Linked DNA regions of Homo sapiens: region 2 is linked to region 1. A link is a contact called in ENCODE Hi-C data. All regions are on one chromosome and are shown on one strand. The core of a region is the stretch at or near the end of the contact, and the rest is flanking DNA. Distances in the headings are between cores, read along the strand shown.

What was found. Hi-C counts contacts between places; a loop is a spot of excess contacts on that map. Pooled maps may share reads with other maps.
Region 2: a map of gastrocnemius medialis shows a loop between it and region 1 (3-fold over the local background). The contact joins two enhancer-like sites. A Hi-C loop is called at or near these places in 5 of 168 maps with a recorded cell type or tissue (cardiac septum, gastrocnemius medialis, heart left ventricle and 1 more) and 5 of 50 pooled maps.

Annotation. Positions count from the first base shown.
Region 1 is chr10:24,005,835-24,011,600 of GRCh38, forward strand. It overlaps a transcript of KIAA1217 not described here. Among named protein-coding and RNA genes, the nearest start is that of KIAA1217, 200 kb to the right of the region's middle. Within about 2 kb of position 2,982, at least 4 of the 41 ENCODE cell types and tissues checked have a DNase peak (open chromatin) inside an H3K27ac peak, as active enhancers do.
Region 2 is chr10:24,113,148-24,118,913 of GRCh38, forward strand. It overlaps a transcript of KIAA1217 not described here. Among named protein-coding and RNA genes, the nearest start is that of KIAA1217, 93 kb to the right of the region's middle. Within about 2 kb of position 2,433, at least 3 of the 41 ENCODE cell types and tissues checked have a DNase peak (open chromatin) inside an H3K27ac peak, as active enhancers do.

The sequences.
Region 1 (5,766 bases), core at 1,732-4,231:
GTAAGAATGTGTGCAAAGTTTTATGACGAAGTGGTCACAGAATCAACACTAGAACCTCGAATATAGATTAGCAGAGCTGGGACCCTATCCTCTACTCATCAAGAACTTATAGCTTCATGTTGTTGGTAAAGAAACAGCCCAGAAATCAAATGGTTTCGCCAGGAACCTAGACTTCACCTGACATCAAGGCTACTCATCTCTCCTGTGTTATACGGTTTCAGTGGACCACTTTGATGCCCAAAAGAGCTTGAAAATAAAACTTTAAGTATGACAATATTCATAACTATTGAACTCAGCACAAGAAATAATTTAAATTGTATGGTCATAGCCAATATTTTAAAAGTATAATAGCATGAGTATTTCAGGGTGAAAACTCAACAAAATGTTTGTGATATGTGTTAATTGAGGCATAGTTCACATTTTAATAGCCTGGCTACTAAATGATGGTCAAAACTCAATAATGTGTTTCTGACATAAGTGTGTTCAATTACCTTTTTCCATACTTTTATCCATCATTTTCCTTCTCCTTAAAATATGTTTCTCAGGATCCTAAGAGGAGTTTACAGAAACAAATTTCTATTGGGAAAAATACTGTTTTAACCAGTTGCCTTATTCTGTGAGCCCCCAGTTTTCTGGCATCAAGTAAATCACTATAGTTTCCCACAGCATAGAAATCTACCAAGTGCAGGGGGAGGTTGCAATGTCAAGTTCATTCTTCTGGGTCTCCTCAACAATCCCAAAACCCTCCTCCACAGAAGAGGTGCCTCTCAGCATCATCCATAATTTTGAAATCTTTAGGCTTCAAAATTCCATTTAGACAGAAACCTTTATGTTGGGCAATTCATGTTCACCAATGTTCCAGGCTCTCCTACCTGTCCTTACTCCCATGAGCATGACCATGACCATGTCTTGTTTGGCATGGCTGAGGGAACCAGGCATCTCTGTGTAGCAGGCTCTTGGAGCGGCATAGCCACTGCAGCTGCACATCATCCTTAATAAAGGGATTAGAGATGCGAGTCTGCAATGGTTCAGCTTTTCATTCAGCCTCTCTGATTCTCAATTGGCCTCTCTTCATTTCCTTCCGCCCCCAACTACCTAAGCCAACTCTTATTTTCATGGTTGACTTAGTCGAATGTGTTTACTTTCCTTTATAGCGTCCAACTAATGTTTTGGGGAAAATACTGGAAAACTGAAGTTAACTTGAACTCTAACTTTGGATAACTATAAAGCCCTGTGTGTAATTACAAAGCATCCTGAGCCAGGCTGTATATCATAGAGGTATTTTATTCTTCAGTTTTTTCTGCTTTTTTTTTTTTTGCTATCCACTTGAGTTTTAATTACTCAGCAGTTCTGCAGTGGGAACAATTCCATTATGACTTGTATTTTACAGACGGAGATCCTGGGGTCCTAAATTTGTGGCCGATTGCACTGTGTCCTGGAGACGGAGTGGAACCACAGCCCAGAGCCCCTGGGAATCATCCCTGAAAGACTGCATTACTTCTCCATGGAGTCTTCCTCCTCCTGCTTATTTTCTTTTTGGGTAAGGTCTATCTTTTTATTAAATCATAAAATGAGCATCCATCATCTTGACAGTGAGTGAATTATGAGCTGTAGGCCTATCTATAAAACTTGGCTTCTGTTCATTCCCTCTCTGAGCTCAGTGGAACAAAATGTCCAAATTGAACCCTGCAATCTTCCCACAGGTATTTGTTCTGATATGTAGCTGCTTTATTTTTCAGTCATTCTTCCTTTGGTGTTGCGGACAGGGTTAGCACATATGTGTTATTTTTCAGACCATGTATTAGATCCATTTATATGCCTGTCTTTGTGTTCAGACTCTGGCTCAAAGCCATGATAATGACTAAAGAATACGAAAATGCTCAGAGAACATGAACTTTTTGGCAAAGGATAGAGGGAACGGTGTAGATACCTGATGACTGCCTGTGTCTATGGAGGGAATAGAATGAATCAGAAATAAGAGTTGTTTTTGGGTCAGTCCAATTATATGATCTTGATCAAAGTCAGGATCCCATAAAAGAGCAAAATTAATTTTCCAGTTTCATTGAGATCCCTTTGCTTTCCCCAAATCAGCCTACATGAGTGGCCTTGAGTGTCTGGAATGGTGAGATGACCAATTAATCCCCAACTTTAGCATATTCATTCAGCCTAAATTCTGTTCATAAATCCACCAGTTCAATATTTTATGCTAATAAAAACTATTAACGTTTTTCATTTTCTCCCATTACAAAGTTTTCATACAGCCCTCAACATTCTGCCTGCAAGATGTAAAATTTTGGTATTTAATCCATAGGAAGGTAGGAAATTAGATAGATAGATAGATAGATAGATAGATAGATAGATAGATAGATAGATTATTTATCTTGTCTCAATACCGTCTTCATTCAACTTGGTGTTTGGTTTAGTGAGCTGTATAAATCAGCACTCAGCCACATCACAGAGGGATAGAAGGGCCTTCGACATCATGGTCAGAGAATCATTGTCAGGAAGCATTAAACTTAGCTTCCTCAATGTCAGAATGTTTGCACCAGCTCTGACACAGGAAGTTCGCTTAATGATGGCAAAAGTTCCCTGAGTGACGGTAGAAAGTTTGCAAAATAGCTTCTGAATTCAAGCAACCAAAGAGGCTGTATCCCCTCCTTCTGTAAAGTGATATTGTTGGTAGAAAACCACCAGATGAAGGAGGGCATGCGGGTGCTGGATTTTGTGCAGCTAGAAAGCTGGTAGGTAGGTCCTGTTTAGTCTGTGCCAGAAGCCAAGCAAGCTTCAGAAAGGGAGTTCAGGAGTCCTCTCAGCTCCCGGTGATTTACCCTGACTTCCCTTTGTAAGCATATGGATTCTATTTTCTGCTGTCTCTATAAATACTGTTGTGACTGTCTCTGCCAAACCAGCTACCTTTCTCACCCCAGGGAGAAGCCAGGGATCAGACATTCCTACGCTACCGCCCCATTAGATGCTGCCGTAACACGAGGGAGCAGACCTGGCAGTCAATATGATGTGTGTATTTGAATCTTTAAAGAGCTAGGCTAAACTTAGAGTCAGCAGACTACCATAAATAACCTGTGTTCCTCTCTCTTTGTGTGGTTTGCCCTGGAATGCCTTGCGCTTTAGCGTTGTACAAGCAGCAAGAGATCAAAGAGTCAACCTTTTATGGATGCATAGTTCATTACAAAGTCATCCGTGGGAGGAGACCCTGGCAAAAGCACTAATCATTCTCTCTTGTGACTGTTTTGTTGCCTGAATTGGGATTGGAGGGCACTAAAAGAACTTGCAACCACTTTAAATAATTTTAAAGAATAAAATAAAGCTGGAAATTCACTTTTAAAGGAGGGTTAAAACTTAACTGGCATCTTTTTTGGGTATAGAATGTGGTAGGAGGAAAGAGGAAGTAAAGGAATTGGCCCATTATCACATGGAATGTGGTTGGAGAAGAATAATAGAAGGCAGAACAGAATCCTGTGTAATTTACTTACCCTTGGGTAAGCGTTAGAGAGAGCCTTTGATAAGCAGAGCAGAACATCGACAGGGATTTTTTTTTTTAAAGCCCAAACTAGATAATGTATTTGAAAAACAGGCTTTGAACTAGTTTGCTAGAATATAAAGAATAAATGTGTTTCAAATTATAGCACTAATGATGTTGCAAACCCAGGATTATGGATAATCACAATGCTACAAAACAATAGCTACTATTTATTTGATGTCTGCTGCATGTCACATGCTGTGCAGTGTATGTGATATCTTTTCATCTCACAACCATGCATGGGGTTGACCTGTTGGTTATCCCCACTTACACACAGGGAAATAGGACCCTGCAAAGTTGAAATGCTTAGCTCAAGGTCACACAGTCACTAAGTGGTAAGCCCAGGATTTGAACCGAGCTCTGGAAGGAAGTGGAAATGACTACCTCTTAGCCTGTAGTTAATATTTCTGGCTCTTGACACTTGTTCTAGTCTCTGCTGCAGGAGTTGTTGGAACTCTTTTGCTTTCTGAGCTTGGGAGATTCGCTCTCAAAGACTTACTCTGTGATTAAGACTTACTCTGTCTGAGCTGAATGTGTGTATCTGTATGGGGGCTCTGTCCTTGTGGTTGTCCATAGGCAGTCAGAATTAATTACTCATAAAACATTGCATAGATAAGACTTTTGATCTGGCATTTTGGAAGTTAGGGGTTGGATATCTTATAAAAGAATGTCTGTTGCATACTTGATCAATTACAGTGATAGCTAAAGAAACATTTTCTCAAATGTATTATTTTAACAGGAATCATGTTCTAGCTTCCCATCCTTTAGCTTACTTTAAGTTTCAGAAAACCTGGACTGTATGAACGCTTTTTAAAAAAAATGACAGGGTAAAATGCAAAAAAAAAAAGTCAATGATTACAGTCAATAAAGTCTCAATGGCTCTGTATCCCTGAGATCTTTTGTTCTTGTCACAGATAAAAACTGCATCACAGAAATGCCACAAGATCAAATGATTAAGATGATTGGAAAACTACAATGCTCTATAAATATTACTTTCTTTCTGTTCTTCTCAGTGATACTACCTTTGTTCAACCCATCTCTTCCTGCTGTTTTAAAATAAAAAGTTTTTTGAAAGTCAGAAATAAAAGCAAATAACTGATCGATCCTTTTTTTTTTTTACCAATTTCATAGCAATTGAAAACATCATCCAAAATACTGTAGATCTTCCCCCCCTTCAAGTTTTCTTGAAAGATTTCACACGTGCAGTGTAAGAAATTGTGAGTCAGCCTTCTCCAATCCTGACTTTAAGAGTTGCAAAAATCATCTGCCAGGGATCACATATGTTCTCGGTTCCATGAGAGGAAGAAAACACATTTGCTGGAAAAAAAAAAAAAAGGGAACTTTAAAACCAGTGGAGTTAGAATAAATACACTTGCATTCTGCTAACTTCTTTTCCTTTCCAGGGCCTGAAGGCTTTTCTGGCCCTGGACAGGAAGCAAGGCATCTGTCACCCCAAATACTGCCTCTCCGGGATGGGGGTTCCAGCTGGTCATGGAAGGGAAGCAAAGGAAGTGCAGAATGACCAAAAGATGGGATTAGGATGCAGAAATAATAAATCTACAGCAACTACTTTTTGAAGCCAAGACATCCAACAGCTATAAGTCCAATCTCTCCTTAAGACCTCACAACACTCCAATATGATTGGTAATAAACTTCAGTCTGCAGTTGAGACATGACTTTTAGCAGACTAAGGCACTTGGCTAAGGTCACATAGCTAGTGAGCCAGGTAGGGAAGAATACCAGAGCCTGTGAGTGTAGTATTTCATGAGTAGCATTACCTATGGAACCTCCAGAACATTGGATAGGTATTTCCATCTAAGAAATTGTCTTCAGCCTGGTGCAGTGGCTCACACCTATAGTCCCAACATTTTGGGAGGCTGAGGCAGGAGGATCTCTTGAGGCCAGGAGTTTGAGACTTGCCTGGACAACATAGCGAGACCCCATCTTTACAAAAAAATTTAATAATTTACCAGACGTTGTGATGCCTACCTGTAGTCCCAGCTACTCAGGAGGCTGAGGTGGGAGGATCACTTGGGCCTAGGAGTTTGAGGTTGCAGTGAGCTGTGATCATGCCACTGCATTCCAGCCTGGGTGACAGAGTGAGATCTTGTCTTAAAATTAAATAAATAAAATTGTCTTTTTAAAAAAAAGCAGAGAAAGAGTCTCCTAACATCCTAAAGCAACAGCTTACTGGCAAGTACTAGTGCCTCCATGTTAACATTGCAGAA
Region 2 (5,766 bases), core at 1,183-3,682, 110 kb after region 1:
CCCTAGACCCGGACATACAGCTTGATCATATTCTACCGGTCACACAGGCATTCAATGGAGACTGTAGACATCTAGGTCCACCAGTGGGAAATAATAGCTATTTTCTAAAAATAATACCTATTTTTAGAAAAGCATCTTCACAATTTAAGGTTATAACTAATGTGCCCAAGTCCATTCCTGGTAAGCAACAGCTCAGGCTCTTTACTTAACAAGGAGCATGTCCAGAACATGCAATCTCAAAAGTGCTACTAAATTCTGCCACCTCAACAACACCAAATCTGATGACAAAGCAGTAGAAAAGCTTTTTAAGGAAGCCAGTTTGTTCCTGCAAGAGTGTCTTTAATTAGGGATGAGTATTGTAGAAGATGACAGCATCCACTCTATTTTAAACAGAAAAGGAATTTTGCTCGCAAAATCACTGGAAAGGCTAGAAGATCAGGATCTAGGCTGGGATTCCAAAAGTGGCTTCCTAAAATGACACCACTGAGCAGAGCTGGCTCCTGGGGAACTGTGCCCTCTGTCAAGACCGGGAAGACGAGGACCAGGAAGCTGCTGTCCCAGATGTCCACTCTTGTATCTCACCACCTGATGCATTATCCAGGGAACTGGAAGCCCCTGCCATGCCTCCCGGCTTTTGGGAACACATTGCTTCGCTCTCTTCAGAATGAAAAAGCTGATAGCAGAACCGTTAGCAGAACCAGCTACATATTCATGTGGCCAGTGCAAAATGAAAATGCAGACCCCCATGTTCACAATTATTAAGACCCAAGACAGCAGCAACAGAGCATTAAGCCAAGCATGGGGCCCTTCTAATCATGGGAGTCCTGTGTGACTGCTCTGGTCACCTCCCATAAAGCTGGCCCCAGCTGTTGGCTTCAGAGCCATGGTGGCCTGATAATCTACATCGGCAAAAGGGATCAACATGGATGCATCCTGTACTATAACTCTTCCTCACTTGAGTCAGCAGAGAGTTTAAGACTTTGAGACTCTGGAAGACTGGGAGGCAGGGCCCTGGCTGCAAGGGAGTCTGAGGAACGTCCTTGTTAGCTGTCCAGGCTCTGCGGTGAAGGAAACACTCCAGAAGGAGCTGCAAAAATGCTGACTGATGGATGCAGCACACCAGCATGGCACATGTATACATAGGTAACTAACCTGCACATTGTGCACATGTACCCTAAAACTTAAAGTATAATAATAATAATAATAAAAGAAACAATTCCAAAAAAAAAATGCTGACTGAGTCTATCTACTGTATCCACCCAAGTGATAATTTTTTGCAGAGCAATTGGTTCTCTTCTCACTTACAGACCCCCCCTGTTGCAGCCAGCTAAGTGCTTTCTATACACAGCACTCAACAGACAGCTGGCAGAATCATGTGTGTATCTTCTCTGCACCAGGTGTGTGTTAGAAGATCAGAATACAGTGCTGACCCAGGAAGACAAGGTCCCTGCCCTTTGATTTCCCTCAAGTGAACAGACACGAGAAATTAACAAGTGAACATTCTCACTCAGTCCCATCTTTCTTCCCTTCAATCCATTCTCAACAGCACATCTGGAGAAATCCTTTGAAAAACACAAATCAGTTCACACACATTCCCCTGCTTAGATTATTTCCATAGTTTTGCCTTGCCCTTGGAAAAAAGCCAGACCTCCTCATCAATCCTGACAAGAGCCTCGCACCATCTGGTGTCTGCCTATCTCTGATGCTTCCCCACTTGCTAACTACGCCACATCAGTGTCCTCTCTGCTTTTTGGAGCATAACAAGTTCCATCCTATCTCTGTCTTTGATTTTGAGCTTTCCTAGCTCACTGCTCAACTGGTTCCTTCTCAGCTTCCGGCATGTGGCTAAAATGCTACCTTTTCAGGAAGGTTCTCTCTAATCCTAAGATAAAATCCCCACCTCAGCCCAGTTTTTCTACATCATATTGCTTTGCTTATTTATCCCCACTTATCACAATCTGAAGTTAGCCTGTGTATACATTTGTGTGTTTCTCTTTCCTGTCCATGAGACCAGAGGCCTTGCCTACCTGGCTCAGTGCTTTACCCCAAACTCAGCACAGCACCTGCGTATAGCAGGAGCTCAAGAAATATTTGTTGAGGAGCTGTTACTGACAGATTGGTACATTTTTTAAAAATAGCTACATTCATGGAAAGTCAGGTTTGCATTCATTATTTAGATGAAAGAAATTGAACCTAAAAATGAAGCATTATTTGGGATAGCTATGGAGTTTAGGAAAATTAAAGCAGAGAGTTCAAGGCAACTGGCAGTCATCAAACCATACAGGTCAGCTATTCTGGGAAAAAAAATGTGGGCTGGCATTGGGGTAAAAAGGCCAGGCCAAAAACTGTCCAGTAATACACATGATCTCACACTTGTTTACAGGTTATTTTGAGGCTGTTCTCTTCCTGTTCCCAGTGAGTGATCTTCCTGCTCACAGTGAGATCACTTACTCACTGAGAGCAGAGACCTCTGTCTTTCTGCAGTGGCCCCCAGTGCTCCCAGTAGCTCTAAGAGCAGCTTCCTGCTCCTTGTTTAAGTTCTCTAAGGATGGAAGATGCTAAGCACTGGGAAGGCTTGACTTTCATGCTTTTGCATGGCGCCACCAGGTAGGATGGCCAACCATCTGGATTCCTTGGAACTGGGGAGGTTCCTGGATACGGGGCCTTCAGTTTTAAAACCGGAACAACCCAGGGAACAAATCAGAGTACAGTCATCTTTCCATGGGGGCACTAGAAAGAAGGTGGCTTCATTCTTATTTTTGCTGATGGTCTCAGTCCGACCAGCTTGCTTCAGCCCATGTCATACTCCATTTACTCACTTGTAACTAATCTTTGTTATTTTGCCCTCCCCTTGTGGCTTCATTGTGCTTCCCAATCCTCACTCTCAGCCCTGCTTCTCTGACTTCCCTCGTTGACAGTGTCTGGATTCTTTCTCTGATTGTGTCATACTGCAACACTCTTACATCACCTGATCCATCTTGCCCCCTGGGATCTTGGGGGTTCTACCCCCACCCCAGGCCTCCAAGAAGCCCCGTTGTCACACTTGCCCCATGAGTAGTGGTAGGACATTGAGTGATGAGAATTATCTATGAATACAATTATGGTGATACACCTCTGACTGCACAGCTCAGAAAAAAAAGGCCAAAATATTCAGGAGTTATCTGGTGACCCTCTATCATACAGAGGAGGAGTCTGAAAACTTTCTCTGTAAAGGGACAGATGGCAAATATTTTGGGCTCTGCAGACCATGCAGTCTCTGTCGTAAGCGTGCAACTCTGCCGTTGTGGCAGGAAAACAGCTGTAGACAATATGGCAACAGAGACTGCATGGCCTGCAAAGCCTAAAATATTTGCTATCTGTTCCTTTACAGAGGAATTTCTCAATTTTTATGTGTTCCAATAAAACTTTATTTACAAATATAGGCAATGGGCCTAATTTGGCCCATGGGCCATAGTTTGTGGATCCCTGATGTAGAACAGCCTTCTAGATGATTTTTAAATTTTTTATTGAGTCTATAAAAGTTTTTTTTGTCCTCACCACTCATGGATCAGCCATAGCTCCGCACACACAATTTACACATCTTCTTCCTAATAACCCTCCTTACCTCTCTTAATTTTTCATAGTCATTTTCCTGTGCTTATGGAAACTTTTACTCCACAAAAATTAACTCTTGCACCAAGACACACGGAAAGAAAGACTGTGTGGTACTTATTTCTAGAAGGATGTTTAACACACATTTGTAATATGAAAGATAGTTAGGGAGTTAGAGTGAACTGTTAGGATAACTGAAATTAATACACGGTTACTGCTTTGTTAGATTAATAGGGCTCTGATGGGCAGGAGTATCCTTATTCTTGGTGATAAGGAAGGAAATAACTCCAAATAGTGTTTTTTTTTTGGGTGGGGGGGGATGGAGTTTTGCTCTTGTTGCCCAGGCTGGAGTGCAGTGGCTCAATCTCGGCTCACCGCAACCTCCACCTCCCAGGTTCGAGCAATTCTCCTGCCTCAGCCTCCCTAGTAGCTGGGATTACAGGCATGTACCACCATGCCCGGCTAATTTTGTATTTTTAGTAGAGACAGGGTTTCCACATGTTGGTCAGGCTGGTCTCGATCTCCTGACCTCAGGTGATCCGCCCGCCTTGGCCTCCCAAAGTGCTGGGATTACAGCACTGTGCTGGGCCCTAATAGTGCTTTTAAAGGTGAGTTTTGGGGCTGAGCATGGTGGCTCATGCCTGTAATCCCAGCACTTTGGAGAGTCAGTGTGGGAGGATTGCTTGAGCCCAGGAGGTCGAGACCAGCCTTGGCAACATGGTGATGCCCCATCTCTACAAAAATTAGCTGGGTGTGGTGAGTGTGCCTGTAGTCCCAGCTACTTGGGAGGTTGAGGTGAGGTGGGAAGATCACTTGAGCCCAGGAGGTTGAGGCTGCAGTGAGCTGAAATCATGCCACTGCACTCCAGCCTGGGCAACGGAGTGAGATCCTGTCTCAAAAATAAAAATTAAAAAAGTGAGTTTTGGGCTATTCACTATTTCTGGTTTTGTTTTTGTTTTAAAGTTAAAAAGTCTCAATCTGTGGTCAGGGCTCTGCAGTCGTAAGCAGCTTATGCAGAGTCCTGCTTTCTTCATATGTGTAATTTAATGTTCCTGAGCAAAGCAGTATCTTCATCACATATTTTGAAATGTGCTTCGCTGAAAAGTGTACTTTCATACGGAAAAGGGGTGGTAGGAGAAAGAAAATGCTGATAACATTTTAAATTAATCTTTAGGAATGCACTCACAAAATGCATGGAACTGGAAACTGCTTATATCAGATAAGAAACCTGGGAAATGAATGTGAAAAGCCAAGAAAGGGGAGGAGGGTGGGAGAAACGAGAGGAAGGAAAAATAACTATCAAGTACTTTGCTTAGTACCCGGGGTGACCAAATCATCTGTGTACCAAACCCTGACGTGAATTTACCTCTATAACAAACCTGCACATGTACCCCTGAGCCTCAAATAACGGTTAAAAAAAAAAAAAAAAAGAAACGAAAGTCATGGGAAAGAAGACTGAATCTAGCAAAACGTCCTTACGTGCATTTCTCTGGTCCTGAGGTAAGATGTGGTTGCAATAGGGGTGATGACAAACAGGGCCCTATAATGTTGTTGAGCCGCCTCCGCCACTTGCTTTCGGTGGAGTTATTGCAGGATGACAGAGTTCTCTGTAGCGCAGAGACAGCATATATGGGCTCATTGCTGAGCTGATTCTGCTGAGCCTAGAAAACCGAGCGCCTTAACAAGTCAATTCCACACCCCCTCGAATTTGTGCCTCGGTAGGGAGTCCTCAGCAGGAAATCCTCCATCTGTTTTCCTTTACTACAAGGGACTTCAGAGAATGAGTTCATTTCTCTTCAGACATCCTCACGTTGCTGTAAAACAGCACCGGGCTGAGTGAAGAGAAATGTCACAAGGAATACAAGAGGACGCCTTCAAACAGAGATAGCGGAGACAGTTACACTCTGAATTAGAGTCTAGCTTTGGAGAGGATTTATTTTTCTTTTGTTACTTACATCCTGGATTTGCTTTTTTTTTTTTAAAGGCAGCTTTGTTTTTTACTATTTCTAGTAAAGCATGGACATTTGAAGAAATAAATATAAAAGGAAGATTTCTCAAAGATTTGTCCTGTTGAGTAATGAAGCATACCCTGAGGACCCAGGGAGTAGAACTAGATCAGTCTTTCTTTTTGAGCAAAAAAGCCTAATTTGAAATTCAGGATTACTTTTAAAATAT